Regions from separate parts of the Mus musculus genome. Here regions 1, 2 and 3 are each linked to region 4. Evidence: chromatin loops called from intact Hi-C (ENCODE). Cell type or tissue: heart. All regions are shown on one strand. Each heading gives the region's core, and the rest is flanking DNA. Links, peaks and the distances in the headings are about the cores only. Region 1 overlaps Dgka (diacylglycerol kinase, alpha). Region 2 overlaps Sarnp (SAP domain containing ribonucleoprotein). Region 3 holds the start of Rdh5 (retinol dehydrogenase 5). Region 4 overlaps 9030616G12Rik (RIKEN cDNA 9030616G12 gene).

The links. Hi-C counts contacts between places; a loop is a spot of excess contacts. Peaks named below come from ENCODE experiments on the same cell type or tissue, not always from the same donor. Only the 100,000 strongest peaks of a DNase experiment are listed, where the experiment ranks them.
Region 1: it touches region 4 in a loop (5-fold over the local background); 8 of 42 quality-filtered maps call a loop at or near these places.
Region 2: it touches region 4 in a loop (8-fold over the local background); 16 of 42 quality-filtered maps call a loop at or near these places.
Region 3: it touches region 4 in a loop (2.5-fold over the local background); 15 of 42 quality-filtered maps call a loop at or near these places.

Annotation. Positions count from the first base shown.
Region 1 is chr10:128,730,372-128,738,183 of GRCm38, forward strand. Dgka (diacylglycerol kinase, alpha) reads right to left here. Exons shown (of 24, transcript NM_016811.3): 2 at 6,638-6,773; 3 at 6,274-6,347; 4 at 5,770-5,905; 5 at 5,460-5,537; 6 at 3,717-3,766; 7 at 3,194-3,268; 8 at 2,894-3,013; 9 at 2,612-2,726; 10 at 953-1,041; 11 at 697-816; 12 at 234-332. The coding sequence starts at 6,701. Among named protein-coding and RNA genes, the nearest start is that of Dgka, 9.8 kb to the right of the region's middle. In heart, for the core only: a CTCF peak has its summit at 4,191 (motif pointing left); no DNase peak of the experiment used is centred there.
Region 2 is chr10:128,841,328-128,849,139 of GRCm38, forward strand. Sarnp (SAP domain containing ribonucleoprotein) reads left to right here. Exons shown (of 11, transcript NM_025364.3): 5 at 5,205-5,256; 6 at 6,910-6,983; 7 at 7,434-7,462. Among named protein-coding and RNA genes, the nearest start is that of Sarnp, 23 kb to the left of the region's middle. In heart, for the core only: a CTCF peak has its summit at 4,335 (motif pointing right); no DNase peak of the experiment used is centred there.
Region 3 is chr10:128,912,044-128,919,855 of GRCm38, forward strand. It overlaps Rdh5 (retinol dehydrogenase 5), which reads right to left and starts at 7,254. Exons shown (of 5, transcript NM_001358527.1): 1 at 7,104-7,254; 2 at 6,210-6,554; 3 at 5,837-6,095; 4 at 2,092-2,255; 5 at 1,545-1,893. The coding sequence starts at 6,519. The coding sequence ends at 1,670. Cd63 (CD63 antigen) reads left to right here. Exons shown (of 8, transcript NM_007653.3): 5 at 1-20; 6 at 118-258; 7 at 395-478; 8 at 632-779. The coding sequence ends at 697. In heart, for the core only: CTCF peaks have their summits at 1,369 (motif pointing left) and 3,703 (motif pointing right); DNase peaks (open chromatin) are centred at 1,358, 1,858 and 6,268.
Region 4 is chr10:128,973,978-128,981,789 of GRCm38, forward strand. It overlaps 9030616G12Rik (RIKEN cDNA 9030616G12 gene), which reads left to right. Exons shown (of 2, transcript NR_152816.1): 2 at 3,626-4,136. Among named protein-coding and RNA genes, the nearest start is that of 9030616G12Rik, 6.7 kb to the left of the region's middle. In heart, for the core only: a CTCF peak has its summit at 3,728 (motif pointing left); a DNase peak (open chromatin) is centred at 3,734; H3K27ac peaks cover 1,143 bases.

The sequences.
Region 1 (7,812 bases), core at 1,723-6,722, 240 kb before region 4:
CTATAATCCCAACACTTGGGAGGCAGAGGCAAGCAGATCTGAGTTCAAGGCTAGCTTGGTCTGCACAGCAAGTTCCAGGCCAGCCAGGGCTACGTCGTAGTGAGAAACAGTAACAAAACTCTATACCAAACCACAGGTATTCCATGTGTAGTGGTATGTTCATAAGAAAACAGGGACACTTTCCTGTTCAGGGAAAGCTCCTGTTCCCTGCCAGCTGCTGTTGAGAGACTTACCAGGACGCTGGGGTAGATGGAACACGGAGGCAGGATATGATCACGGAGCAACCCACAGTCACACTCAGGACCTACAGCCTGCAGACAGTCATCATGGATCTAGGAGCACAAAAGGGAAACAGAAATCATGCAGGGGACTTTATTAGTTCTCAGCTTGAGAGTATGGACAGGAAAGAAAGCCCTTGGGAACAAGAATAACTATGGCAGTAAGAGAGTAGAGAGGGCAGCAGGTAAGAGCACCCGACTGCTCTTCCAAAGGTCCGAAGTTCAAATCCCAGCAACCACATGGTGGCTCACAACCATCCGTAATGAGATCTGACTCCCTCTTCTGGAGTGTCTGAAGACAGCTACAGTGTACTTACATATAATAAAATAATAAATCTTAAAAAAAAATAAATTAAAAAAAAAAAAAAAGAAGAAAGAGAGTAGAGAGGGTCTCTCGAGGGACAGTTCCTGAACTGACCTCCAGGTGGCACCACACACAGTGCAGTCCTGTTAGGCTGTGGTAGGTCCGGATCTTTTTCTGGCAGCGGTCACAACGCCCGGAATGACAGCCTCCTCGAACCCATAAGTGTGACTGGACCTTGGGGGAGAGAGGCAAGCCCTTCCTTGTCTGGGAGCACCTCGTGTGAAAGGCAACGAGGGGCAGAAGAGGGCTAGGGACCAGGGCTAGGATAGGGTTAGCAGTGTAGGAATGAGCGGGCATGGGGGTCACTCACACCAATGTCTTTCCGAGACTTGGCATAGGTGCTGACTTCACAAGGCTGGGCCTTCATGGCACAGTGGTCATGAACAATGTACTTACAGACTGGGGAGAGGGAAGAAGGTCAGAGCCTTAGCGGTGGCCTATTCCCCCTCTTCTCCTTTCTTGGGAGTGAGGAAGGGTCACTCACTGGAACAAGACATGCAACCTTGGCTGCCAGGTTATGGTAGAGAAGTTTGCAAGGGCAAACTTCACCTCAGTCTCCTAACAATGCAGATGCTACCTCCTGTCTGTCTCTACATTGTCCCTGTGCTAAGTTTGGAACTGAGCTGGAAGCTCTTTGAGAGTTTGAGGCAAGCCTGGTCTACATATCCAGTCCAGGCTGGCCAAAGCTACACAAACCTGTCTCAGTAAAATAATCGACTCTTTGGTGTACTGCAAAATAATAATGCCTCCGCATGCATTTATGCGTGTGGGTATGTGTGTGACACAATGTATGCAGAGAGATCAGAGGACAGCTCTCTGGTCAGTTCTCTCCCTTTATTTCAGGTTCTAGGGAATCAAACTCAGAAAGTCATGTTTGGGAGCACCTGCCTTTACTCACCGACACTCATCTCACATCACTGCTTGTTTGTTTTGAGACAGAGTCTTATGTAGTCCAGGCTGTACCTTTAAGGCTGGACTTAAATTAAACTTCCTCTGTAACTGAGGCTGGCCCTAAACTCCAGATCTTCCTGTCTATAGCTGAGGAATGCTATTACTGCAGGCATGTGCTAGCAATAACAGTATCCACATATTTACTGTTCACAGTTATCTCCCTTTTCAGTCAAGGAAACTAAAGGTTAAAGAAAAACATGAAACTGGGTATGATGACTCACTCCTTTAATGCAACATTCAAGAGGCTGAGGCAAGTTGGGTGTGGTGGTGCACACCTTCAGTCCCAGCACTTGGGAGGCAGAGGCAGGGGGGAATTTCTATGAGTTTGAGGCCAGCCTGGTCTACATAGCAAGTGCCATGACTTGAGAGAGACCCTGTCTCAAAAACAAAAAGAAGGAGGAGGAGAAGGAGGAAGAGGAAGAAGAGGAGGAGGTGAAGGAAGCAGTAGCAACAGTAGCTGCCATTGCCACTACTGAGGCAAAAAGATTGTTGGGAGTTTTGCGATCAGTTTGGGCCATATAGTTCCAGGCCAGCCTGAGCTATAGTGTGAGATACTGTCTTTTTATTTACTAGGTTTTCTAAAAAGATATATTTATGCATTTTATGTATATGAGTACACTGTAGCTGTCTTCAGACATACCAGAAGAGGGCATCAGATCCCATTACAGATGGTTGTGAGCCACCATGTGGTTGCTGGGAATTGGACTCAGGACCTCTGGAAGAGGAGTCAGTGCTCTTAACCGCTGAGCCATATCTCTAGCCCTACAAGTTTGTTGTTGTTGGGTTTTTTTTTTAAATAACAAAGATTATTTTTAAAAAAAGACATATATAGGCTTGGGCTTTAGCACAACATACAAATAATAATAATTAATAACAGAAAGTTATATTGCTTCCCCAGGATCATAGAGAGTGAGTAGCAGAGCCCCAAAATCCAAATCCTTGTTTCATCTGAGTTCATAACATCGCGTCCTCACTAACTCCTGAGCTTCCCCGCTCCCACATTCCCGGTGTGACTCACAGTTACAGCTCAGGCCCTGTTTGCCAAGGCTAATGCTCTGTTCGCACAGGTTGCAGTAGACCAGTCTGGTGAATCTCTTGGGTCTCCATATATGGTTGCCATCATCTTTCATAGTCTAGGAGGTCACAGAGGATGCCAGCTTCTTAGAAGGCTAATCCCTGGTTCTCTGGTGAGTATATTCCAAGACCGCACTCGCCCTGCCCTTGCCAGCCTTTCTCACTCACCACGTCCATCCCCAGCCTTTCTCACTCACCACGTCCATCCCCAGCCCTTCTCACTCACCACGTCCATCCCCAGGAGCACAAGCAGTGGCACTGTGGTAGCCCCAGCACGGACCCACTCGTCTAGAGACACAGAGCCACTGCCGTCCTGATCCATCTCTCTCATCATCTCCTGAAGGATCTGATCAGACAGGAAGAAAGGCCTTTGGCTGGGAGTGGTCCCCAGACCCTCTCCACCATCTCCTAGGACACCACACAGTCATGCTAGCAGAGGAACCAGGTACCCGTGGGAGATGGGATAAGGCAGATACAGGACCGTGGGGGGTAGGGATGGAATAAGGAAAAGGACAAGCTGCCTCACCGGTCTCAGCTCAGACACATCCCAGTCTAGATATTCGGCCACTCGCATCATCTGAAGGATGATTTTTTCCACTTCCTGAAGAAAAGAGGGTAAAAGCCACAGATAGCCACTTACTATGGCCACTATACAAACGTCCTCTAGAAATCAGGGCTCCTGGATTCCACTTCCAGAATCACCTCTTGTTCTCAGGTACCTCTGACAAGTAAGTATTTATAGGCTTCCCATCTCTTGGCTTCTCTATTTTAGAGTCCAAGTTCTTGGGAACTGCTTCCATAGTTAGTTCTAGGGGACTAAGTATCTCCTCAATACCACTGTCTTCTGCTTTTTTTTTTTTTATTTAATGCTGGGGAGAGGGTAGTTTTAGGGATGAACCCAAGGTTTTCTGTATGCTATGCACGCTCTGGGCCATTAAGCTACACCCCCAACCTTTTCTCTGTTTCTGGAAACCCTGGAAAAGTCTAGGTATGCGAACACAGGCAGATGGACAGACTCCCTTGCCCAGCACACAGGTCCCACAGCTCACCGTGCTATCCAGGATCCCATTTCTGTCCATGTCATATAGCTTGAAGGTGACTGTGAAGTGTTTGAGCAACTGGGTCAGTTTATGCGAGAGATCCAAAGAACTCATCCCCAAACCAGGCATGGTGGCCCTGTAATCCCAGCACTTGGAAGGCAGATCTCTATGAGTTCAAGGCCATGCTGCTCCACAGCATAGGGAGTTCCAGGCCAGCCAGGGAGTCATAGTGAGGCCCTGCCTCAAAAAGAATATTAAACACCACAAAAACAAACCCCCAAGAATTCAGAAAGCAAGAGAAAAAAAGAGATATGGAGGGGATCTTGAAGTTAGGAATAGGACTGACAGGCTGGAGAGATGGCTCAGCAGTTAAGAGCACTGACTGCTCTTCCAGAGGTCCTGAGTTCAATTCCCAGCAACCACATGGTGGCTCACAACCATCTGTAATGGAGTCTGGTGCCCTCTTCTGGTGTCTCTGAAGAGGGCAATGGAGGTATACTCATATGCATAAAATAAATAAATAAATCTTAAAAAAAAAAAAAAGAATAGAAATTGACAGAGCAGATCAGAAAGAAGGGAGGCACAGGGTATACAGTTGTAATCCCAGGACTCAGGAAGCTAAGGCAGGAGGATAGACAATTTGAGACCAGGATGGGTTACACATTGTGAGACCCTGTCACATACAAATGAAACAAAAAAGGGAAAACAGCCGTGCATGCCGGCCTTGGTAAATACAACGGAGGCAGCACACACTTCTATGTGCCATCAACATCCGAGGCCACCTCCGTGGGGATGTATAGACATGGGAACTGAAGTGACTGTGGCGGGTAGCATTAGCTGTAGGCAGCTCAGGAGAACAGAGGAAACAGGAAACAGGCCTATTTTCAGGTCTCACCTTGTTGCCTTTAGAAATCTCAAAGGAAGGAATTACAGAGACAAAGTTTGGAGCTGAGACAAAAGGATGGACCATCTAGAGACTGCCAGCCATATCCAGGGATCTATCCCATAATTAGCCTCCAAATGATGACACCATTGCATACACTAGCAAGCGTTTGCTGAAAGGACCCTGATATACCTGTCTCTTGTGAGACTATGCCGGGGCCTAGCAAACACAGAAGTGGATGCTCACAGTCAGCTGTTGGATGGATCACAGGGCTCCCAATGGAGGAGCTAGAGAAAGTATCCAAGGAGCTAAAGAGATCTGCAACCCTGTAGGTGCAACAACATTATGAACTAACCAGTACCCCGGAGCTCTTGACTCTAGCTGCATATGTATCAAAAGATGGCCTAGTAGGCCATCACTGGAAAGAGAGGCCCATTGGACATGCAAACTTTATATGCCCCAGTACAGGGGAACGCCAGGGCCAAAAAGTGGGAATGGGTGGGTAAGGGAGGGAGGGGAGGGTATGGAGGACTTTTGGGATAGCATTGGAAATGTAATTGAGGAAAATACATAATAAAAAAATATTAAAAAAAAAATCTCAAAGGAACCGGGCGTGGTGGCACACACCTTTAATTCCAGCACTCAGGAGACAGAGGCAGGTGGATTTCTGAGTTCGAGACCAGCCTAGGCTACAAAGTGAGTTCCAGGACAGCCAGGGCTATACAGAGAAACCCTGTCTCAAAAAACTAAACCAAACCAAACCAAATAAATCTCAAAGGAATGTGGAAAGGGGGGCTGGGGAATACTTTCCTCCCCTCTCCCCTTTTCCACCCCCCCCTCTTTTTCCTGCTTAAGAACAGCAAACTCACACTCTAGCTTGTCTTCTGGCCGGCCACCTTCTAGGAGGGTGAAGTAGCAGTACACATCACTGAGACAGATCACATTGGCTACAAGATGAAAACATGGCAGATCCAGGGTCAGATCTACTTTGGGTCTTCTTGTGCTTTTCTCAGCTCTCCCTTTATCTTTCTTTTTACTAGCTCCTAGCTCAGTGAGACCACCTTCTGCCTCCCTCTCCCTTGATGAGATCACAGTATGTGACTATTTCAATCCTCACTCCCAAATTCAAACTATTTCGACACCCCCCACCCCAGGCCAGCCCTACCTGCTTAATCGTACCTTTTGACTTGGTCTTCTCAGCCGCAACTTGACTAGTATGGAAGGACCAAAACAGAGCCCAGCATAGGTGATGGGGAACCTCCTCCATTTCCAGATACATTTTCATGAATTGTTCAAATCCTAGGTACCCAATGGCCTGTGATAAAAGTGAGTGTTATTTTGAGGAGTCTGCAAGATGGAGAAGCTGGGGACTGAGGAATGGGGGTAGATGATGGATACAGAGTTCTGATAAGCACAAGAGGCAGAATATGGTTTCTTAGGCCATCTCCAGAGTTAACTAGGATCTCTTGTTTTGTTCTAAAGCAATAGCTACAGTAACAACCAACAACGGGGTCTTTACAGGGGAGAAAGCAAGAAGTGGGCCCACAAAAATCCCCAGAAGTTGGGGATCCCAGTGGAGAGGTAGTTGAGGAAAGAGTGCCCCGTGCCACTTACATCTCCCTGGCAAAATCTGTTCATCTCACCATCGTCAAAGACCTTCAGTACATCCCCCGTGCCACTTACATCTCCCTGGCAAAATCTGTTCATCTCACCATCGTCAAAGACCTTCAGTACATCGCTGACCCTTTTGGTGGAGTCTGAGTAAGACAAGAACACAAGGATAGCCTGGCCCTCTGTCAGAGTTCCACTTGGACACCCACAGGTCAAATGGGTCAAATGAAAGGACACGTCAGCTCTTCCACAGCAATAGCCCTCTTTCCCCTTTTGAGGCCTGGGGCAAGCTGTCAGGAGGGAAGGTGGATAGAGGCTGGGGCTCCAGCATGATGGGCTATGTAAGGAGACCACCAGCTCCAGGTGGCTGGGACACTGGCATGCAGTGTCATGAGAATGAAGTCTCCAGAATGGAAGGACCAGGAGAAAGACTCACATTCTATGTACTTTTGCAGCTGAGCGAAGTCTTCTGGGCTGATGAGGCCCTTCTCTTTGGCCATCCTTCTTCTCTTCCTGAAGTTGATCACAGAGACAGCCTGGTAGTACAGCTTCTTGTTTTTCAGAGGGTTAGCCTAGGGGAAGACCAGGGAACTGGATAGTGCCAGTTGTTTGCATTGGGTGCTTCTTTTCCCTGTATTCCTCTCTTCCCCGCCCCCCCGCCCCCACCCCCACCCCAGTGTCTGTTTCTAACTCTCCCCGACAAGGCCTGTCCTGTCTTTCTTTCTCTGACTCATCTCTGACATTTTCTTTCACTTCTGTCTCTTTCTTCCACTGGGACTTCTCCCATCTGTCTTGATTCATCTGACCACTATCACCATCACCCCCACTGCCCGCCCCTCCCCCCACCCCACCCCCTCCCAGCTCCCCGGGATGCACCTGGCCTTGTTCAGTCCCCACCCCCCACTTCAGGCTCTGTGGTCCCTCCCCATCTCCGGTCCTCCCAAGGTCCTTACCACCTCAGCACACCTCATAAGGCAGGACCCCATCTTGCTCCTCCTCCAGCCACCACTCCCCCGAGCCACACCCCTGCAACGACCTCTAGCGCTTCGGACACGTGACTCCGAACTAGCGGTGGCTGGGATCCTACCTAGCTAGCCCTGTTTATATCCCGGGGCTTGGGGCTTTCTAGGGACGGGCGGGGACTTGGCTAGTGGGACAGGAGGAGGTTGGAAAGGAAGGCTCCAGTTTCCTCGGTGCAGGGCGGTTGAGCTGCAGGCTGCAGGCTCAGCTACGATGCTAGATGTTCCACTTTGCTGGGTTACCAGGGTTTGTGGAGCCCCACCTTTTGGTACTGGATTCAGGAATCAAACAGGAACAATTACTAGGTACTGACTAATATCTGCCTTAAGGACTGAATAATAAAAAGGGTGACGTTTCTTGATGGTGTTATTTTGTTTGTAAAGGTCTCCCTACTATGTGGCTCTGGCTGTCGGAGAACTGGCTGTGTAGACCAGGTTGCGTCAAACTGGTTCAGCAATTGGCCTGCCTGAGCCACTGGCCCGGGAAGCTATTGTATACAGGGCTCTGTATACAATTAAAAAAAAAAAAGAAGCCTCAAATTATGCCTGTCATAAAAGAAGCCTACAAGAAATAGCAACTATTATTGTTGGT
Region 2 (7,812 bases), core at 1,469-6,468, 130 kb before region 4:
AGAGAGACCTGCGGCCTTTTGCAAGGATAACTACCCTGGGGGAAAGGGAACAATTAGACTTTCCGGGGGACTTTTGGATACTAGTTCTGAATTGATGCTGATTCCAGAAAATCTCAAGAAACGTTGTTTAACCCCATTTAAAATAGTGGTTTATGGAAGCCAGGTGATTAATGGAGTTTTGGCTGATGTCTGACTCACAGTAGTTATCCAGTGGTTACTTCCCCAGTTTCAGAATGTATAATTAGGATAGATATATTTAGAAGTTGGGAGAATTCTCACATTGGTTCCCTAACCTGTAGAGTGAGGACTTTTATGGTTGGAAAGGCTGGATGGAAGCCTTTAGAGCTGCCTCTGCCAGGGAACATAGTGAATCAGAATCAGTATCTCATCCCTGGAGAAACTGCAAAAATCAGTGCCACCATCAAGGACTTGAAAGGCGCAGGGGTGGTGGTTTCCACCACATCTCCCTTTAATTCTCCTATCTGGCCAGTGCAGAAGACAGATGGGTCATGGAGAATGACAGTTGACTATCAAAAAAAAAAAAAAAAAAAAAAAAATCAGGTAGTAACTCCAATTGAAGCTGCTGTACCAGATGTGGTGTTCTTACTTGAGCAAATTAACACACTTTCTGGTTTCTGATATACAGCTATTGATCTAGCAAATGCCTTTTCCTTAATACCTGTCCATAAGGACCACTAGAAGTAATTTGCTTTCAGTTTGCAAGGCCAGCAGTACACCATCACAGTTTTGCCTCAAAGATATATTAACTCTCCTGCCCTGTGTCGTAGTTTAGTTAGAAGGGATCTTGATCATCTGCTCGTCTAAGTGCACTATATTGGCAATGTTATGCTGAATAGACCAAGTGAGCAGGAGTTAGCAACTACTTTGAACTCATTGATAACATATATGTGTATCAGGATAGGAAATCCAGCCAAAATTCAAGTACCTTCTACCTCTGAAATTCTTAGGAGTTCAGTGGTGTGAGGCATGCAGAAATATTCCTTGTGAAAGAAACACAATGTTTAATGGGCCTATTTGAATTCTGGGGACAGTAGATTCCTCACTTGGGTGTGTTACTCCCAACCCATATACCAAGTGACTTGGGAACGTTGCTAGCTTTGTGTGGGGCCTGGGACCAGAAGAAGGCTCTATGACAAGGCCAGGCTGCTGTGCAGGCTGCTATACCCCTTGGACCAGATGATCCAGCAGACCCAATGGTACTTGAGATATCAGTGGCAAATAGGGATGCTGTTTGGAGCCATTGGCAGGCTCCTATAGGTGAATCATAGGAGTCCTTTGGGATTTTGGAGCAAGGCTCTACCATCATCTTCAGACAACTATTTTTCCCCTTTGAAAGGCAGCTCTTGGCCAGCTATTGGGCCTTAGTGGAAACTGAAGGTTTGACAATGGGCCACCAAATTACCATATGACCTGAACTGCCCATCATTATCTGGGTGTTACTGGACCCACAAAGTCATAAAGTAGGACACGCTCAGCAGCAATCTATTGTCAAGTGGAATTATACGCTATTGGGCTGAGCAGGTCCTGAAGGCACAAGCAAGTTATATGAAGAACTTTCCTAAATGCCTGTTTTCACTCCTATAAGGGGTTGGGGGGACAGAGACAGTGCCTGTTGTAATGGCTATTCTTGGTTGTCAGCTTGACTATATCTGGAATGAACTACAATCCAGAATTGGAGGGCTCACCTGTGAACCAGATCTTGAGGCTGAAAGACAGTTTCTGACCTGGATCTTGGCATGGAGATCTTGAGGCATCGTGACCAGGAAAAGCTTAGGTCCAGGAAAGGTAGTACACGTCTGTAATCCCAGGAGACTGAGGCAAGGAGATCTCTGAGTTCAAGGTCAGTTTGGGACAGAGCAAGTACCAAATCCACACCTTTAATCTGGGCCACGCCTGCTGGAGGCCTGCTGGAGGACCTTGGAAGAAGGAAGATCCACTCCTTTTCAACGGCTTGCATTTACTCGCCAGCACATTTGTTAGAACCTACTTCTACAGAAAAGTAGCTTAAAAAACTAACCTTGTGGAACTGAACAACTACTGGATTCTTGCACTTGGCATCCACAGCAGCCCATTGTTGGCTTAGATGGACAACGGACTGTAAATCTTCACGATAAATGGAGAGACATTCCGTAAGTTCTGTGACTCTAGAGAACTCTAATACACCTGGACTGAGGATTTGAAATCTCAAAGCCCTCCTTTCCTCCAACAAGGCACAGCTAATAATGCCACTCCCTTGTGACCAAACATTGAAATCTGTGAGCCTGTGGGGGACTTTCAACAAGGCCATACCATCTAATCCCACTTGGGGCCTACTTGTAGAATTTGTAGCTGTTACTGTTCAAACCACAGTTACTTTCCAGAACATTTTTTTTTTGTTTTAATTTAATTTTCCCCACTCCCACTTTTATCCTCAGATTAAACTGAGGACCTCATGTATACTAAGTATACAGTCTATACTCAGCCTGCAATATAGCTTTATAATTAGATATAGTACCTAGAGAAAATGATTTAGTGAAATAGTTTTAAAGTAGTTTGGGGATTTCTGGTACAGGAATAAAGAGCAAATGAATGTAGCGGTAATTAGCTTGTTTGGGTTAAAAGTAAAGAGGTTTTTTGAAAATGGGTCATATTAGAATATGTAAAGTAGGGGCTGGTGAGATGGCTCAGTGGGTAAGAGCACCCGACTGCTCTTCCGAAGGTCCGAAGTTCAAATCCCAGCAACCACATGGTGGCTCACAACCATCCGTAACGAGATCTGACGCCCTCTTCTGGAGTGTCTGAAGACAGCTACAGTGTACTTACATATAATAAATAAATAAATAAATCTTTAAAAAAAAAAAAAAAAGAATATGTAAAGTATAAATCTCTTTTAATGGCTTTAATCCTTTTAATGGATTTTGCAAGAAAGACATTAAAAACTGTCCTGGAATTAAGTATATAGACCAGTCTTGCCTTGAACTCACAGAATTATACCAACAGAATTGGATATAGTAATACTGCTTTGCAGAGAAATAGTTATGGTTTTAGGCAAAATTATATGGAAAGATTTTGAGTCCTTATATTTAGGGAAATAATTTTGTATGTGACTGAATAGAGAAATTAGCCAATTAAGAATAGAAATTTCCCATGAATCCTGTGAGGGTGTGATGTGCATTTATTGCTTGGGTTTAATGTGTCTAAGGGAATTGGAATATAATATGAGAAGTTCCCTCTCAGGTTCTCTTTTTACTCTGAGGTTTACTGTAATGATTGTTTTTCAAGATGTGAACATTGGGTTAAGTCCCCAGCTCTCAGTGAAACTAGATGCAGTGTTGTGTGTTAATAATCCCAGCACTAGAGAGGTGGAAGCAGAAGGATCAGAAGTTGGTAGCATTCTCAGCCAAGTATTTGAGGTACTGTCTCAAAAACAACAAAAAAATAAACCAAATCAAAACGTGGAAGTCATTATCCTGATGTTGATGGAGAAGACTGGCTCTGGCTTTCCCTGCCCCTCAAGGATTGGAATTTAAAAGGTGTGTGCCACCAAACCTAGCTTTTGCCCCTGTCTTAGGAAAAAAGAAGTAAAAGTTTATGTTTTACTTGAAGTCCAATTTCATTAAAAACAGTTTTACTGGGCCTGGTGGATCAGGCCTGTTTGGTTTGTCTCACGACAAGGTTTGTGAGACAGCCTGGCTGTTCTGGGGCTTGCTCTGTAGACAAGGCTGTCCTTGCCTCTGCCTCCTGAGCACTGGTATTTGTTTTTTGAGGCAGGGTCTCTGTAGCCCTGGCTGTTCTGGAATTTAGTATATAGATCAGTCTTGCCTTGAACTCACAGATAACCTCTTGTCTCTGCCTCTCAAATATAGGACTTAAATGTGAGTGCTACCATGTCTGGCAGTGCCCATTCTTTTAATCCCAACACTTAGGAAGCAGAGGCAAGTAGAGTTCAAGGCCATCTGTTCTATATAGGAATTTACAGGCCTGCCAGGGTTATAAGGTGACACCCAGCATTAAAAAGATAAAAAAGGTAGGGGATTGTATAGTAGTGCACACCTGTAATCTCAGCATTAGAGAAGTGGAGGAAGGAGAGTTAGGAGTTTGAAGATAGCTTTGGCTGAATGAAAGGGGCCATGTTTCAGACAACAGCAATAAAAAAAAATGGAGAGTTAGCAAACAGTCTGAATATTCCAAGGCTGATTAGAATCCCTTGTATATCCAAAAGGAAATCTCTTTACATCATCTTACGCCTGAAGTTATGTGTAAATATACTTCTCTATCTTGTTTTAAGTTTTTTTTTCTCCTGAGCCAAAACAAATATTGTAGGACTTCCTTATGGTCAGCAGGGGGCATTCTTTGCTTGCCTGTTAGTCTAAGGACTTCCAACAAAAAGATGGAGGAGAATCAGGTTCCAGAATTGCTTCCTCTGAAAATGTCATTAAACCATTACTACCTTTCAGGGCATCAAATGGGAAAAGTGTTTGGGATATTGGAACAAAAGCTGCCCATGTCTCTAAATAAGGGACCTTAATGAGACTGGTTATGACCCGCAGTTTTATGGGAGTTGTTTGTTGGAGAGTTAATGCCCTTCCATTTATCCTGGGGACTTCCGAACTTTGTCTCCTGCCCCTGCGGTCCCCCTCTTTTGTTTTCTCTTAAGCCTTTTGACCAGTAACTCGCCATGTTTTCCTAATTCAGCCTTTCTTCTCCCACCCACTTCCTGTGGCATTTTTATTTGTTCTGCTTTGACGGTTTCAGCTAGAGCTACAATCCCACGGGAGCAATAGGGACTTATAAAAGAAGGAAATCAGGGCTGGTTCAGCGCTAGTTAAATATTGTGATAAAAATTGAGTTTGTATATAATTGGAGGTTGGAGATACAGTTCTTAGTTCAAAAGTAACTATAAAGTGTCTAAAAGCAAATGAAATGACTTATGTGTGTGTCCCTTCATCCCTGTATTTTTAGCCTGACTTCTTTGCTGATTATGGTCTCGAACTTCAGTTAAAATAACTTAGTTTTATTTTAATTTTTCTTCTCAGTTGATGACAGTTCAAGGAGTCAGACTTGTTATGGACTTCATGTTTCTTTGGATTAAGGGGTGGTAGACACATGTGGGGCAGAGGATATAACTCAGGTGATTCTTGCACATTTCTAATGCTTTGGGTTAAGATAGCAGTTTTCTGACTTTTAAAAATCTGTCTTCTTAGGGCATCGGAAAAGAAGGTGGTAAAGATTACATCTGGGATACCTCAGACTGAAGTAAGTATTCTTTTTTAAATTTTAATTGAGGTGTGGGTGGGGCTGTGAATGCATAAATGCCATGGTATATGTGTGGATAGAGGACTGCCTTCACTTTGTTGAGGTAGAGGTCTCTCCTTTAAAAACATTTTTTAAAATTACATTTTATTTATATATGGGGGAGCCGTGTTTGTGTGCGAGTGCGCTTGTGTAGGTCAGAGGACAACTTGGGGGAATTGGTTTTTCTTCTAGCATGTGCGTTGCAGAGATAAAACTTAGGTTGTCTGGCTTGGCATTAAAGAACATTACTCACTGAACTATCTTGCTGAACTTAGTCAGGACTCTTGTTTCCAGTGCTGTGATGTGTACACCAGGCTAGCTGGCCCATGAGCTTCCAGAAGATGACAACCTCCCATCTTGCCACAGGAAAACTTGGTTTATAGCTGTATACTAGCACATTCTGCCTTTACATGGGCTCCTGTTATCAGACTTGCACAGCCTGCACTTTCAACTACTGAGTTCTCATTTTTATATTTATTTTTTGTTCCTTAGAATAGCAATTTACTTTGTAGCTCAGGTTGGCCCCAAACAAAATCTTTGTACTTCAGCATCTCGGGTGTTAGGATTCTAGGTATGTGCCACCATGCCTGGCTGTTCCTGTTTTTAACCTTTTCTCTGTCATCATCATTATGTAAAATTTTCATTTAGGGCTGTTAAGTTGGCACTCTGGGTAAAGATCTCTGTGGCTAAAGCCTGAGTTTGATCCATGTAAATAATTTATTCATAGACAAATTATTTAAGGGAATTAGGGGAATATTGACAATTGATGTTTCTTTCTCCACCAACTCAGGAAAATATTTGGACTGGCATAGTGAGTTGTTATCTTTAAGCTGTCATAGATTACATATACCACTGTAGCCTTAATAGTAACTTAATAAGTCTATAGGTATAGGATTAGAGTTTGAGAGGATTGTGTGTACTTTGGAAAAATAGCAATGGCAGATACTCCTTTAAGTTGTTAGTTGTTAGCTGGTGAGAGTGAAATTTCTTTGGATTCTATCTCAAGATGTTTGAAATCAGGTTTCATTTGAGATCTTGTGTTCAGTTTTGTACTTTCAAGGTAGAGGGGTTGTTGTTGTTTTTATACAGGGTTTCTCTGTGTAGCTCTGGCTGTTCTGGAACTCACTGTGTAGACCAGGCTGGCCTCGAACTCAGAGATCCACCAGCTTCTGCTTTTTGAATGCTGGGAGTGTACCTCTATGCCTGGCTTATAGTTGAGATTTATTCACTTCTTTTAGAATTCAGGCAGGAAGTGATGGTGGTGGTGGTGGTGGTGGTGGTGTTTTTAGATTACCTGTACTGGAACCAATATGCTCCTTTGATATACTATCCCCCCCCAAGATACACTTTTTCAAACAAGATAGAACTTTTGGGGTTTGTGTAGAATATGGATTTTATTCTTTTTGTTTTTGAGAATGTGAATACGGGGAGAGAGAGAGATTAATTGATTGATTGCTTTCTAGAAACAATTGTTGTGTTAAGCCTTAGAATGGCTGCTACCTGATATGGTCTAAAGTTGTCAGTATTTCCGTTAGATCTTAAGAAATGACCATAACCAATTTTTTTTTTAAACAAGAAATTACAGTTTTAATTTTTTCATTTAATATCACTTAGAGAATGCAGAAGAGGGCTGAACGATTCAATGTACCTGTAAGCCTGGAGAGTAAGAAGGCTGCCCGGGCGGCTAGGTGAGTGCTTCTACCTGTTTGGATACAAGATAGAAATGTTATGGTGGTGTAGGGGGTCAGATCTTTGTTTCTTGTTATAGTTGTTGGTTTTCAGTAGAAGTGTTTTCATTGAACTTAATGAATACAGTTTGGGTCATACTCAGGACATTTCTGCTGATTTGGATGTTATAGCTTTCACTGAGTTTTGCCATCTTTGGTCAGGGTTTTTATGATAGGTAAAAGTCAGGAACTGGCAGCTGCTCCTGAGTCTGAAGAGTTCGTTTAGTGGACTCCTGGACTGTTGGTGAGAAGGAGAGTAAACTGAACCTCTTTCATGGGGTTGTTAGAATTAGCTAATGATTGCAAAGTTTGAGATCACAAGAAAGAAGTGTCATGCACCCTTGACACGGACACAGACAACTAAGGGTGTGAACAGCTTCCTAAAATTTAGCTTGTTTTTTCTTCTTACAGGTTTGGAATTTCTTCAGTTCCAACAAAAGGTGAGAATACAGAGGTTCTTCTGAGAAAGTTTACTTTGGGTTTTTTTCTGACTATAGATTTCATTCCTCCAAATTAGATAACTTTGTTGGCTCTAGAAGCCCTTAAGAGGCTCTGCATTTGTACCCTTCAGACCTCATGAATAATCGAGAGAACGTCCTGAAGTTATGGGGAGGAGATCGCACCATTGGGTTTCTTTTTTAGGACTTCTGAGAAATCTTTAGTACCTTGTTCATTTATTTTTGTGTCTTACTAGCATAAAACTATGTGTACTTTTTTAGTGCTCTGAGCTAACATAGTATTAAAGTGAAGGAGACTGTATTTAACTTCACAATTTTGTTTTTAAGAATTT
Region 3 (7,812 bases), core at 1,292-6,291, 62 kb before region 4:
TGGACAAATTGCAGAAAGAAGTGAGTGGGATGGCCGGGAGGAGGGTTAGCCGGGATAGAAGATTCTCAACTCTGAATTAAAGTGGAGGTTTCCCTCCCATCCCTCTTCCCTTCCTAGAATAACTGCTGTGGAGCTTCTAACTACACAGACTGGGAAAACATCCCCGGCATGGCCAAGGACAGAGTCCCCGATTCTTGCTGCATCAACATAACTGTGGGCTGTGGGAATGATTTCAAGGAATCCACTATCCATACCCAGGTAGGGAGAAGGAGACAGGAGATGCTTACGGGATCAGAGTTGGGGGATGAGATCTGGGGATAGGGGTTGGGAGAAAGGGACAGGAGGAGGGAGGTAGAAGTTTCTGTTGGTATTCATGCCTGCCCCTTCCCTTCAGGGCTGCGTGGAGACTATAGCAATATGGCTAAGGAAGAACATACTGCTGGTGGCTGCAGCGGCCCTGGGCATTGCTTTTGTGGAGGTGAAGAATGCTGTGGGCTGGGGGGGGGGGGTCTGAATCAGCCCAGGGCATCTGGGGAGCAGGAGGCACCGGCCTGGGAACAGTGGCTGTTGGATGGGTTTGGGGAAGCTTGCCCTGCCTCCTCTCCACCCTCATTTCCATCTTTCCTTTCAGGTCTTGGGAATTATCTTCTCCTGCTGTCTGGTGAAGAGTATTCGAAGTGGCTATGAAGTAATGTAGGGGTGGGGGGCGTTTGGTCTTTTCATGGAGTGGATTCTCCAGGTTTTTCAATTAAACGGATTATTTTTTCAGACCTAAAAAAGGAGATGGTCTCAGTTTATCTTAGAGTGATGGATGGCCCCTTCCTTTTCCTTCTCCCTGTCGCTGCCCTGAAATTAGGCAGGCATATTTAGGGGCATTTGGGGAAAGGTGTATTTTCTTGAGGGTGTTGGTTGGGCTGGCAGTGGAAGAGGTGGGGAATCCAGAGGAGGTTGTAGCTGAGTGCTCTCCTCTGCCCCTGGCTTTGTGCTGCCTGCTTAGCCTTCAAACAGTGTTGCCGCAGCATCCTTGAGGCCATCTCCTGCATAAGTCAAAGGGAGTTTCCATAGAGGTCCTACGCAGTAGAGCCTGGACATGTCTATTTTGGACAACTTTTTGGCTTTCTGATGCTTTGAGGGCCAGCAAACTCCTCCCTCAACCCTCAAGAAGAATGTTTAAGAATTTTGCCGCCTGTGTGGCAGTGTCCCTGAGTTTATTTCCTTCTTTCACGGAAGCCACCCAATCTGGCTATGATCACTTTTCATCACTTTCCCTTCTATCCCCAGGAAAACTAGACAATGGTGTGCCAGGCGCCAACTAGGAATTCTCATTTCTCTGCTGAGAAAAGCGCCCTCTGGTGGCCATCTCTCCAAGTGCTGCACCAAAAAGCATCTGTAGGTGCAAGGTAGCTCCTTACACCACCCAGTGTACAATAGAAGTTTCGCAGGCACTAAAGAGGCAAGAGAGTTTGCTCCCTGGGCAGCTTAGGGATTTTAGATACTTAAATCTTGTCAGGCTCCCACAGGTACCTTCATTTCTGTACACCTGCTTTTTGATTTAAAGCAATACATATTTATTGAGAGCCTAATTGGTATCAGAAACCAGGCAGCACTGGGTAGACACAGAAATAGATGCCTTGCTTTTCAAAATCAGCCTCTTGCTGTAAAGCTGGAATCAGGAGACTGACTGGGCGGGCCGGGGAAGGATCCAGGTGAGCACAGCATCCACCACCCTGGCTGGAAGGTAGGAGGCAGGCAGCCAGAGCAGCTTGGCATCCCAGCCTGGGCTGTAGCGTGTTCGGGGGTGGCGAGCAGTCAGGGCATGCTCCAGGCAGCTGGTCACCTTCGTTAGTTCTGGGTCACAGATCAGGTTCATGATGCGGCGCTGTACTCGAAGATCTGTAGCTTGGAAGATGCTGTAGTTAGCGTGCATGCTCTCACTGCCGCTCCTCCATCCCGTGCTAGATCCTTGGGCTGGTTGCCAGGTTCAGGAAGTGACAATATCCCCTCTGCCTGCCCTTTTCTTCCCTATGAGGCCTGACCTTTCTGGCCCTCTCTTTTTCCCACCATGCTCCCAATATGGGCCCAGCTACTCACAAGTATCGAGGAAGGCTTCCCCGTAGTGGGCCTGTATAGCTGGAGGTAGCCGGGCCCAACAAGCCTTCAGGGTGCTCTCCAGACTCTCCAGGTTGGTCACAGGGGTTCGAAAGAAGCCAGGCTCCACAATGGAGACTTGTACTCCGAACGGAGCCATGTCCCGCCTGGAGGGTGGGCAGAGAGGTTCCTGTGTTTTAACTCAGGTTTCCAGGAGTGTGGAATCTAAGATGGAAAGGTGTCACAGGTAGGGACATGTGTCCGACAGGAAAGGCTATTGCTGGTTGGCCTTGGATGGGAACACAGGAGTTTTTTGTTTTTACTTCCTGGTGGTGAGGATAAAACCCAGGGCCTGTGTGTGGTAGGTAAGCAACTGAGCTACATCAATATCAGCCCCCAGCCCAGGGCGAGGTATCATTGGGCATGTTTTTCTTGCATTTTCTTTTTAAAGAAGATTTGGTGGTTATTTATATGTGTATGGCTGTATGAGTTCCCGTGTACCATGTGTGCAGGAGCCATCATTGGTCAGAAGTCATTACTGGAGTTAAAGGCTATTGTGAGCCACCTTGTAGGTGTTGGAAACTAAACCTGGGCCCTCTGCAAGAGCAGTAATCATTTATCCTGAGTCATCTCTCTGGACCCTTGTTTTTGTTTTTTTGAGACAGGGTCTCATGTAGCCCAGGCTAGCTCTGAGCTAAGTAGCCAAGGATAACTTTGCACTCTTGGTAACTTCTGTCTCTACCTCCCATGTGTTGAGATAACATGTGTCTCTCTTCTCCCTGAGACAGGGTTTCTCTGCATAGCCCTGGCTGTCCTGGAATTCACTTTGTAGACCAAGCTGGCCTCAAACTCAAGAGATCTGTCTTCCTCTACCTCCCAGGTGCTGGGATTAAAGGCATGTGCCACCATGCTTGGCTTCTCTATTTTAATATTTTATTTTGTGAGACAGGGTTTCACTATGTAGTTGAGGCTAATCTTGAAATTTTCTTTTACTTAGAAAAATTGTATTTGCTTTATGTATGTGTGTGTGTGTGTGCCACTGGCCATGTGTGGATGTCAGAGGATAACTTGGTTCTCTCCTACCAAGAATGTCCACCAAATTCAGGGTGTCAGGCTTGCAAGCAAGTGCTCTTAAGTGCTTAGCCATTTTGTTGGTTTTCATGTAGCTATGTAGTAGAAGCTGGCCTTGAAGGGGGTAAAATACAGGTGTGTGACCACCATGCTTGGAGTGTATGTGTGAGACAATATCTTGTTGCTTGGAGTGTGTGAACATGCACGTGTCTGTGTGTGAGACAAGGTCTTGTTATGTAGCCTAGGCTGGCCTCAACTCCCTGCTTCAGCTTTTGTAGTTTTGGGATTGCTGGTGGGTATTACTATGCGTATCTCTCCTGTGTATTCTATTTTGTGATCTAGACTAGTGGCTAGTAAGCTTTTTGGGATGGTGGTGCACAGGATCAAGCCTGAGACCTCATGCTGCAAAAGTAGCCCAGATTAACTTAGAATTCAGGATCCTTCTGCCTTAGCATCCTGTTCCCTTACTTCTTCAGAAGGATTCCTGTAAATGTGTACAAGTGTGAGTGGGGTATGCACATGTGCATGAAGGCCACAAGAGGGCATCTCATTGCTTGTGATAATGAGGGGTCCTCATTATTACACTGTGAGAAGTCTCCCTACCTACCCCGCCCCCTACTTTTTCTTTTCAAAAGATTTATTTTATGTAAGTACACTGTAGCTGTCTTCAGACACACCAGAAGAGGGCATCAGACCCCATTACATATGGTTGTGAGCCACCATGTGGTTGCCGGGATTTGAACTCAGGATCTCTGGAAAAGCAGTTAACTGCTGAGCCATCTCCCCAGCTCCTACTTTTTTTTTTTTTTTTTTTTGGTTTTTTGAGACAGGGTTTCTCTGTATAGCCCTGGCTGTCCTGGAACTCACTTTGTAGACCAGGCTGGCCTCGAACTCAGAAATCTGCCTGCCTCTGCCTCCTAATTGCTGGGATTAAAGGCATGTGCCACCACACCAGGCTCCTACTTTTTTTTAATAGTAAATTTTGAGGTACTACAAGCTAGACAAAACGAACGAATGTTTTTATTTTGAGATGGGGTTTCACCATGTAACTCCTGACTGGACCAGAACTTGCTATGTAGACCAGATTTGCCTGGAACTCACAGAACTACTGCTTCTGCCCCAAGTGCTGGGATTAAAGGTGTGTGCCACAATGCCTGACAAAATTAATGTGCTTTTTTTTTTTTTTTGTTATTGCTTTTGTGTTTTTGAGATAGGGTTTCTCTGTGTAACAGCCTTGGCTGTCCTGGAACTCACCATGTAGGCCAGGCTGGCCTTGAACTCATAGAGATCTGCCTGCCTCTGCCTCCAGAGTGCTGTGATTAAAGGTCTGTGAATGTATTAATATAACCATTTACATATGTTAGGAAACATTATTAGCCTGAAGGCAGCTGAGCCCATCTGGTTGGTAACTGCAGTTTGCCAGTTCTTGATCTAGAGTCCCAGGAAACAAAAGACTGAGTCAAGTACTAGGAGTGAGGGATCTAGATTGGTATCAGCTGGTAGGTGACTTGGTGGGTGAAGTGGGTGTATATTCCACTGGCTGGGCCTGGCTTGTGTAGAGATCCAAGTGTAAAGCTATGTCGCATGAAGCTGAGTGGGAGACAGAGAGAGGGAAGGGGCCAAAGGAGACACTGAGACTATCCGTCTAGTAAGGTGATGAAGGCAGACTTCCTCACTAGCTGGGCTTACTGGACTCACCTGGGCTTCTGCCCCAAATTCAGACTCTATGCTCCCACCATCCTCTTCAGCTCCTTTCTGTTCTCACCAGCTTTGAATATCACAGTTTAAAGTGTTATGCAAGCCCTCAGTGGAGGCATATGTCTGTGATCCCAGCACTCGGATAGTGAGTTTGAGGCCAGTCTAGGCTACATAGTGACCCCGTGTCTTATAAACCAGAAAAATGAGGGGCAGACCTGACCTGGGGGCATGTCTCAATGCTCCTCTTTAGTCCTATGGTAGTATCATTTATATAGAATGGTTGAGAAAATGAGAAATATTAGTTTTTCTATTATAAATGGTGATATGCAGGTCTGCGAGGTGATTCCTAGAAGAAGGCCTCTTGCCATCAACCTATAACCTCAGGAGGGAACAGATTCCTGTCTAAGTTTATTTCAGCACGTATGCCACGGTACCCATGCATCCATAACAAACATGGATGTGTGGATGAGTAAATGCCTGTCCAGGCTTTCCCTAACATCTAAGCACTGCTGGGTGCTTGCACACAGCTCACTTCACTCTGAACCCCCATAAGGCAAGTTTCACTTTGATTTAACAGATGTGGAAGAAAACCAAACAACAAAACCAAAACACCAGAGAAGTAACCTAGTCGTGTGTGTGGTGGCTCAATCGGCTGAGGTAGGAGGATTGCCGAGTAGTCCATCCAGGGCAGCCTGGACTACAGAGTGTAACCCAGCATGGTGTCTGTGAGTTCCAGGCCAGTCAGCGTGACATAGTGAGACTTGCCTCAAAAACTATACATATGCACGTGGGCATGCATGCGTGCACACAGGTAAATTAGGGACACAGTTTGTATGTGATAAAGCTTGGGGTTTCACCTACAGCCCTATGTCTGCTCTTCCATGCCTCCTGTGTTGTTCCACTCCTGTCTTCCAGCCTGTGTCAGTCTAAGTACAGATCCCTGCCCCTCTCCAGGCTACGTAGGCCTGTGCACCCTCACCTCAGGCTGTCAGAGAAGGCCTCCAGGCCAAACTTGGAGACACAGTAGCCCCCGCCATTGGCTGCTATGCGGCCCAAGACACTGGTGATGTTGACCACCCGACCCCTGGCCTGCTGTAGCAGGGGCAGCAGGGCAAGGGTGACACCGATGGGCCCCAGTGTGTTCACACTCAGTACTCTCTGGAAATCATCCTGTGTTAGCCATGGTGTGGGCCCGATGATACCAGCTACGCCAGCGTTATTCACCAGACCAAAAAGTCCTGTGGGAAGATGACAGAGATGGGGACGAATTGAACCCTGTTCCTCTCCCACAGCCTCAGTGAGTCCTGGGACTGCTGTACAGACCAGGTTCCTGGGGGCTCCACTACACGTACCAGTTTCTCCAACACGTGTCTTCACCCACTTGGCAACTTGCTGGACATTCTGGGGATCAGTGATATCCAGTAGTGTTGTGTGGAGGCGGGAGGAGGCCATCTGCTGCAGGTCTTCTGCTCCAGAGGGGGTCAGGCAGCCGGCCAGGACTTGGAAGCCCTTCTGGTCAAGTTGCAGTGCCAGAAGGCGCCCAAAGCCAGAGTCACAGCCAGTGATGAAGATGAAAGCATCACTGGCCGGCAGGCTCTGCCGGTCTCTGAGCAACCACAGCACTGCCCACAGCAAGGCACCCAGAAGCAGAGGCAGCCACATGATGGGATGAGATGCCCTGCTGAGGGCAGCCTAGGCTGGGCAGGAAAACTTGTCATTTCCTCTACCCCTTTAGCCTTGGCCCCTAACATTTACTTAGCTGGAAATGTCTGGTCTGAGCAGATGAGACTATATGCTTGGCAGAGGATTGGCAAGCTATGGCTTATTGTGTGAAACAGATTATGGGCAAGCACTTTGTAGCTAATGAAATAAACCTGAGCTGGTCCTGTGGGCAGACCTATCCCTGTGTGAGAGCAGAGGGACCTGAAGTACCATTCTCTTACGAAACCAGGAACATCAAAACCCTCTAAATGTATCCTTGTCTTGCTTTTGGAACCAAGAACCCTCCATTTCTGTCCTGGTAGCCTCAACATTACTGTGTGAGGCGGGACATCTTCAATCTATCTTGGAACCTGTTTTTTCATTTAGTAAACTGGGCTACAATACCCACCAGACCCATCTCCGTGTTGTGGAGATCAAGGGGATGGCATGTGAAGGCAATTTTTGAAGCCTAAAGGCCGAACCACCACTATACGCCATCCTTAGCCAGTCTTTTTTATAGCATCCCCATTCCCACCACCACTTACCTCTGGGGAAAGCTGGCAGGCAACACAATGTGTGAAGCTGTAGCTTTCTGTCTGCTTGAGAGACTTTGCTCCTAGACTTCCCAGGCTCCCACACTAGCTACAGCTAAGGCCAAAGTCTGGAGTGGGTGGACTCTCGCTGTGGACCAGGAGTGTTAAGCGGCTCTATGTTTGCAGGAAAAGGGCAGCGACAAGGAGGAGGAGCTAAGAGGCTGAGGCCTGCCTGGCTGAAGTTAGGTTTTGGCAGAGGGCGGCCCCACCCCCACCCCCAGGCAGCCTTTCTCAGCCTGGGCTCCTGACCATCTATGCCATTGTCTCCTAGGAGGTGGGAACTAAGAGGGATGGCAGCTGCCCCTCTCTGTGGGTGTCCCTGGATCTGTCGCTTTTTTTCTTCCTTCTCAGCCCTAAAGTGTCCCCCAAGAATTAATCTCCAGCCTGGCCCAGCCTCATGACACTGCTTAGCACAGCCTGGAAGAGCATGTGAGCGAGGCCAAGAGCCAGAGCTGAGGACTCACTAGTTCAGCTTCTGCTCCCTGCCTTAATTCTGCTCTGCGGGAAACTGAAATCTGGAAGTAGAAAGTTTCAAGCAGAGACCATTCACCTCTGGGCAGGCCTGGGGGAACTTACTTTCTGCTCACCCAAAGGTATCTGAACTAGGCTAAAGGAAGAGTAGGGGTACCCTCCACCAAAGGCACTTGCCCCACAGGGAAAC
Region 4 (7,812 bases), core at 1,801-6,800:
TGGAAAGATGGCTCAGTGGTTAGGAGGACCCACTACTCTTGTAGTAAAAGCCCACTGGACAATCCAGTGGCTCTCAACTGCCTGTGGAGTATCAGCTCCAGAGAATCTGCTACTCTGGCCTCCGTATGTATTTGCACTCAAAATTAAAAAATGGAGGAGGGGATTTGTGCAGATGTCTTTCCAGGGGAGAGACATAAATAGCCTTAAGCACACAGAGGATAGTCAGCAATGCCACTCACATTCACTATGATGATCAAAATAACAAAGTAAGAAATATGGTGAGGACACGGGACCATTAGAAGCTTAATTCACTGTCAGTGGGAATGTAAACAGGTGAAGCCTTTCTGGGGAACTGTTTGGCACTTCCTTAATACACTAAGCCTAGAGTTATTACATGACTTGGTGATCTTATTCCTAGGCATGTATCCAAGAAATTTGAAAACATTGGTTCACAGAAAAACTTGTCTGTGGATGTTCACAGTTGCTCATAGAAGTCCCGTGTGTAAACAGTTCAGATGCCCCCAGAATGGATGAACAGACAAATAAAGTAGAATATATCCATATAGTGGAGAATGTATCCACATAGTAGAGAATGTATCCATATAGCAGAGAATGTATCCATATAGAGGAGTATCATTTGGCCATAAAGACTGAAGGACTCATACATGCTATGTTGACGAACCTTGGAAATTAGCATTGAATATTCTAAAAAAAAATAAATAAAACAAAACAAAAAAATCCCTAAAATAAATCTACCACACGGCCCAGCTATTCCACTTGTTGGCCTGTGGCCAAAGGACTCAACATCCTACTCCACAGACACTCGTTCAGCCACGCTCATTGCCACCATGGTCACAACAGCTGCAAAACTGAAACAATCCAATTGTCCTTCAAAATATGAACAGTTAATGAGCATGTGATAACTATACACAGTGGAATTCTACCCAACTTCAAAGAAAATAAAATTACAAGTAATTGGACAGACTGAGAAGAGATTATTTTGAAGAAGGTAGCTCAGATCTGGGGGAAAAGTCTCACATTTTTTCTCAACTGCAGATTCTAGCTTCAAATCTTCAGGGTGAGTATACAGTGTGGAGTAACTGCAGAAACCAAGAAAATATCACTGTGCCATGGTAGGGTACTAGAGAGGCGAATGGAAGGATACAGGAGATATTCAGTAGGAAGCTTAAAAATGAAGAGGGGGCTCCAACTGGGGAGGGAGGGAGGTGAATACACAAAAAGGAGAGTTGAAGGGCAAATCAAAGGATGTTGAGTCCTTTGGCCACAGGCCAACAAGTGGAATAGCTGGGCCGTGTGGTAGATTTATTTTAGGGATTTTTTTGTTTTGTTTTATTTATTTTTTTTTAGAATATTCAATGCTAATTTCCAAGCCTCAAGGAATAATATTATTTTATAACTATCCCAAATGACACACAATACATACAACTTATGTGTATACACATATGAGCACATATACATTTAATTTATATTAAATTATATTTGTATCAACATATTTAATATAATGTATAATGCATAATGTATAGTGTGTAGTGCATAATGTATAATGTATAATGTATTAGATAATGTATTATTGAATGTATAATATATACTATAATGAATAATGTATAGGATTTAATGTATAATGTATAGTTATAATACATAATATACAATATAATATATAACACATAATGTATTATGTATAATATATAATACATAATGCATAACATATAATATGATTTATGATATATGATATGCGATATACAATTTATGATATATGACATATAACATATGACATGCAACATATAACATATAACATATTTACTATGTAATATTTAATGTAACATATTATATAAAATATATAAAATATGTAACATAAATATATTAATATATTATATGTACTAAATGACATTAATTAACTTAGGCTGACAATACTCCCCATAAGGACTATAGGTGAACGTAGGCCCCAGTATTAGGCATGAGAAGTCTTTCAAATCATTAGCTAGGGTAGTCTGGATGACTTCCAAGACAGTATAGACTAATGATGTGGCCCTTTGTTGCCTCTCAGAGGTTAAATGTGATTGCTGAAGACACCATAGACTTAGGACCAGGGTTTGGGTTACTGGAGCTCTGGATTTAACTTGAGAGCCTTCCTGTGGTCTCGCCTCCATGGTACCAGAAATATTATGCAAGCTGTAACACCTATGACCAGTGAGTGACCAGCACAGCAATCTATCCCTGAAGATGCAATAAGTGCACTCCTATGCTGGTGTCTAATTGGGCTTAAGGCATACTCAGTGGGAGGGAAATCATGTTTGCTACTAGAAACCTAGTGAACTTCACCAACGAGCGAGATCCTGAACCTTAGCAGAGGGCTTTCCTGCCACTTTCCTAGACCAGCACGGTTCCTTTCTACATTCTAAAGCTTATCCTAATATCCACAGTACAAGCTTCTACCCCTCATCAAAAAAGCATTTCTTTACAGCGAATGGAGACCACTGAACCCCACAACTGGACACCACACAGAGACCAACAGATTGTGGAAAGTCCAGGCCAAAAAGATATATCTACATCACCACATCACCACAGTCCCTTTATCTGCAGCTCAGGAAACGTGGTGGCAGAGGGGATAGACAGATGACAAGAGCCAGAGTACCAGGAAGTCTGCTGTGAAAAGTCTCTCCTAGAATGGCTGAATAACAAGACATAAACAGTGGTAATATCAGTGGACTTGCTGACATAGAAAGGAGGAAATTTTATGGGGTCCTAACCCTAGACAAAGAACTGAAGGCAACTGACGAACACTTGAGAGGGAGAATTAGCTTCTAGAGTAGTCAGTCCTGAGAACACACACACACAAACAACAAACTGGACTCAGCAGGTTGTAGTTACATATTTGTATACACACACATCTATGTACATGTAACACTAATAAAGACAAAGAGACTATCAATTTGAGGGAGGTCTGGGAAGAGCTGGGAGGGGGGTACCTGGAGGGAGAAAAAGGAAAGGGGAAAGTGATGTATTTATATTTTAATTTAAAACTGAATAAAATGTAAAGATACTACATTTTAAGAAAAATTATTTTATGTGTATGAATGTTTTGCCTGCATGTATGTCTGTGCTGCTTGCATGATTGGTTACTGTGGAGGCCAGAGGAAGCCATTGGATCCTTTGGGACTGGAGTTATGGATGGCTGTGAGGAGCTATGTGGGTGCTGGGAATCAAATCCAAGTTCCCTGGAAGATCAGCCAGTGTTCTTAGCTGCAGAATCATCTCTCTAGTCCTATACCTCAAATCAGAATGATTCTCTTATGTAAGATATCTCCAGAATATATAAGTCTATAGCGAGACACTAGGTTAGTGGTTGCCAGTCAAGGCACTGGGTGAGGGAAGGAAGCAGGGTGGCTGCTATGTGTACAAAGTTTCCTTTTGTCATCATGAAAAAAGTTTCCAAAATTGGTTAGTGGCCATGGTTGGAAAGCCCTGTGAATCCTCTAAAAAAACCACGGAATTGAATACGTTAAAGGAGTGGATTTTATGGTTCTTGTATTATGCCTCAATAAAACAGTAAAAAGTAATAAAAATAAAATAAGAACCCTTTTGTTGCCTCTCTCTGTCCAAACAGAAATGGTAACAGCAGTTTTTATTCTGGTTCTCAACTGGTGGCGGAGGTTGTCCCCCAGGAGACGCTTGGTGGCATCTGGTGGAAGGCTGCTACTGACATCTAGTGGATAGAGGGCAAACATTCTAGTGTGCGTGGAACAACACTAAGGCTCCAATGACTGTGGAGTGAAGGATGAGAAATTCTGCCTTTAGTCAAGCTCCATCACGAAGCCGCAGAGCACAGGATGCATCCGGCCCCTCCCACAGCCACAGAGGGCCTTTGCTGCAATGGTACACGCTCTGCTGAGGGCAGCTGTTAGATCGACCCCAGAAAATTCACTGTCAAGGCTGAGACCACAGTCATCTTTCCAGGACTGTCCTTGGGAGACCCTTCTGTCTGGTCTTAGTTCCAAAGATAGCTAGCTCTCTCTCCTCTTTATTTTAAATCACGGACACTGTTAGCTCTGGAATGGACTATACTGTCCTTTTGGAGTTGGCTATTAAACAAGTGTGAGCCAAATTTGGGACCCACACATACGAAGGTCTTAGGATGTTTTTTAGTTTTCTTCCTGACTCCATTTTATATCACTACCTTAAAAAATGATTTTCTTTCTCTTTTGTTTCTATCATTAGATCTTTGCCATATTGCTCTTTTGTATAATATGTTGCACTTATGGACTGTGTAAGTAAATGTAAATAGTGAGGGTGGGAGCTGTGGCTTGGAAGTGGGCAGAGTCTGGCAGAACTCTGTGTGTGTGTGTGTGTGTGTGTGTGTGTGTGTGTGTGTGTGGTGGCAGGTGGGGGGTGAGGACTGTCTCTGGAATTAATAACCTCTCCACAGCCCTATTCTCTCCAGCTCCCAGAGCCTGGTTGCTGGCTGCAAGGCAGATGTGAGAGAACAAGTAGGTGTTTAGAGGCTTTGTAGGACAACGGTCTCCTGATGTTGTAAGGATCTGGGTGTTCAGAGGACAAGCAACAGATGTGGGCTCAGATCTAGTGAGAAAAGAGAGAACCCGAATGTAATCAGGGTAGAGTACATTATCAGGGAGTATCCTGTACTGGGATCTAGGTATTTGGCCTCTGGATTCAAGTCTCAGTTCCATCTATATGGACCACACACCACACAGCTTTGCAGTCACTTGGCTCTTAGTTTTCTTACCACTGAAAAAAGGCAGTAATAAATGCCTTCAAGGCCCAACACCAGGCAGACTTGAGAACCAAACTGGGTGTTACTCGGATGCTCCTCTGCTCATTGCTGAACAGCAAACTTTTCCCTTTTTTAAGTGTTGAGGGACAAAAATAATTATGAAGTTACTGTGGCTGTAATTACTGCTGCTCTGTGCAGAGATGCCCTCATTTACAGCAGGTAATTACTGCTGCAGAGGCCCTGGGGGCTATGAGGCTGGGGAACAGGCCTAAAGGAGACAGGAAGCTGAGGGTGACCTCAGGGAATTAATTAAAACTTAACTTAGCAGTTTGAGGGAGAAAGTATTTGCTAATCGTTAAGTTGCATCTGGTTGGAGGCAAGTTAGGAGTAAATAAGATCTGGGGTGGAGAGGCGGGTGGAGAGGCTAGTGGTTCTCTCAGGAGCTCTTATTAGACAGTAAATGAGAACTTCACTCAACATTTTCATTAACAAACAAACAAACAAACAAACAAACAAAAAAACCAAGCCAACCCACCTCAGCCCAGGAGAGGCAGGAAGGGACCTAGGGTCAACGCCTTTTCCAGTTGTGTGTGAGTGTCATGATCTCTTGGGAAAAGTCCAGCACAACAGCACTATTTTAGACTCAAGAGGTCATTTGTGAGGGAAGTTTCAGCTTCTGAATCATGTTTACTGAAGTATGAACTTATGTGCAGTAAGATTGTAACTTAACAGTATAAAGTTTGACAAATGCATAGTCATGTAACCATAACCAATATGTATCCTCCACAATCCCTCCCCCTTACAATTAACCCTTTCCTGATCTGTTAAAATCAGAGATCTGCTTTCTGTCAAAACAGTCACATTCCATCACTAAATGGTTTCTTGTAGGAAATTGTGGATGGATATAAAGTAATCCCAAATTAAGTTGTGAAAGTCAGATAAATTTAAATAAGTTTTCTTTAGCATGCCAATGAAATAAAGCCTGCTTTAAATTATATATATATATTATATATATATATATATATATTATATATATATATATATATATATATATATATATATATATATATGCCTCAATGGCAATATGTAAGAGCATGTTTGTAAAGGAATACATACATACATACATAAATACATATATAAATACATACATAAATTTTTATCTCCAAAAATATTTACATTACAATTTATAACAGTAGTAAGATCATAGTTATAAAGTAGCAGTGAAAATAATTTTATAGTTGGGGGGGTCAACCACAGCATGACGAACTGTATTAAAGAGTCATAGCATTAGGAAGGTTGAGAACCACTGCTCTAGAATAATCAAAAAGAATGAAATCTTGCACAACTTTTGTAAATTAAAGCAGCTTACTCATAAAGCTGTCTTAAGACAGATACAAATAGCTAGTCTAGTTAGAGGAAACTGTTCTAAAACTGACCTTGGACTGAATCTTTGTAGAGCTTGAGACAAGACTGAAGATGGCCTTTGGTGTTATTACTAAGGCTTTGACTTATGGCTAGCTCACAGAAAACACAGAAATATTTGAATATTGGAATACAATCCTTTAAATAATGGATCAGAATTCTACAGAATTTCTCTAAGGGACCAATTCAGCTACTAGGCAGAGGCACAGGATTCTCATAGATGTTCCTATATATGCAACTGGGACTGACTTAAATCCACCTTCATTCCTGCTGTGGAAAGATATGAAAATACTAAGCCACAATTCTGTATGCAGGCACATACCTGTGTCTCCTCAAGAGTGGCACCAATTCTTTCCAGGCGTCAACCTTATGTTCATCAGCATCTTTGTCTTTGCACCCGGGGGTGAGCTGTGGCTGACATCACACACAACCCCACTGCACCAGGGGGTGAGCTGTGTCTGACATCACACACAACCCTACTTACTGCATCAGGGACTGAGCTGTGTGTGGCTGACATAACACACAGCCCTACTGCATCAGGGGGTGAGCTGTGGCTGACATTACACACAGCCCCACTACACCAGGAGATGAGCTGTGGCTAACATCACACAAAGCCCTATTGCATCAGGGACTGAGCTGTGGCTGACATCACACACAGCCCTGCTGCACCAGGGACTGAGCTGTGGCTGACATCACACATAGCTCCACTGCACTAGGGGTGGCTGACATCAGAAACAGCTCTATTGTACCAGGGGCTGAGCTGTGGCTGATAACACACACCGCCCTACTGCATCAGGGACTGAGCTTTTGGTAATGTTGCATTCATTTTTAACCTCTGTGATGTTGGTCAATAGCTGCTGGTCCCATCTGTTTTCCCATTGCTCTTCAGTTCCTGCTCCGTGACTCTTGCCACGTCCCCCTACCAGTTCACATTCCACACAGGAGTATGTGTGTGGAAACTTCCTACTTGAGGTGAGAGTAAATCTCTGTGAGTAAATATTTCTATAGCCCAGGGCCTTGTCCTGGGCTTCCCCACACCCCTTTCTGTTCTCTGGCACTCAGGGAATGCTTGCCTTAAGGGCATCAGGAAATCATTGCCTAACTCTTGCCTAGTGTAATCATTCCAGGAAGAGACTCTGGTATCCCTCCCTTAGGCTATTGGACTGTTAAAACAATGATTCCCCACTGGTTGACTTTTCCCCTAGGAATGTCATGATGAGCAATGGAAAAAGCAGAGACCTGGTACCAGGCAGAGGGGAGATATTCAAGGCAGTTCTGCCACTTTGTAGGCCACCCTGTAAGAGAGGTTGGAGCTGAGGCCCAGGTGGTGAAGGAACTACATCTTGACCAGGACTGCTTAGTTACGCATGCCCCTCACCTTCTACTTAACCCTCGGCCCAGAATCTTTGTTCCTCTTCCTAGTGTGGCTATACTGGTTTCCATTTTTGGATTTTCTCTATTGTCTGCCTAATTGGCCTACAGAGGATGGGTGACCCAGCCTAGCTTGTTGGGGGCCAGGCTTTGACTCTAACCCAGTAATAATGCTTTCCTCTCTCCTCATGCAGCCATTGCCCATGTTCTCTTCAGTTCTCCAATACAATGCCATGTGGAACAGTGGGTCCTGTACCCGAGGCTGCTGT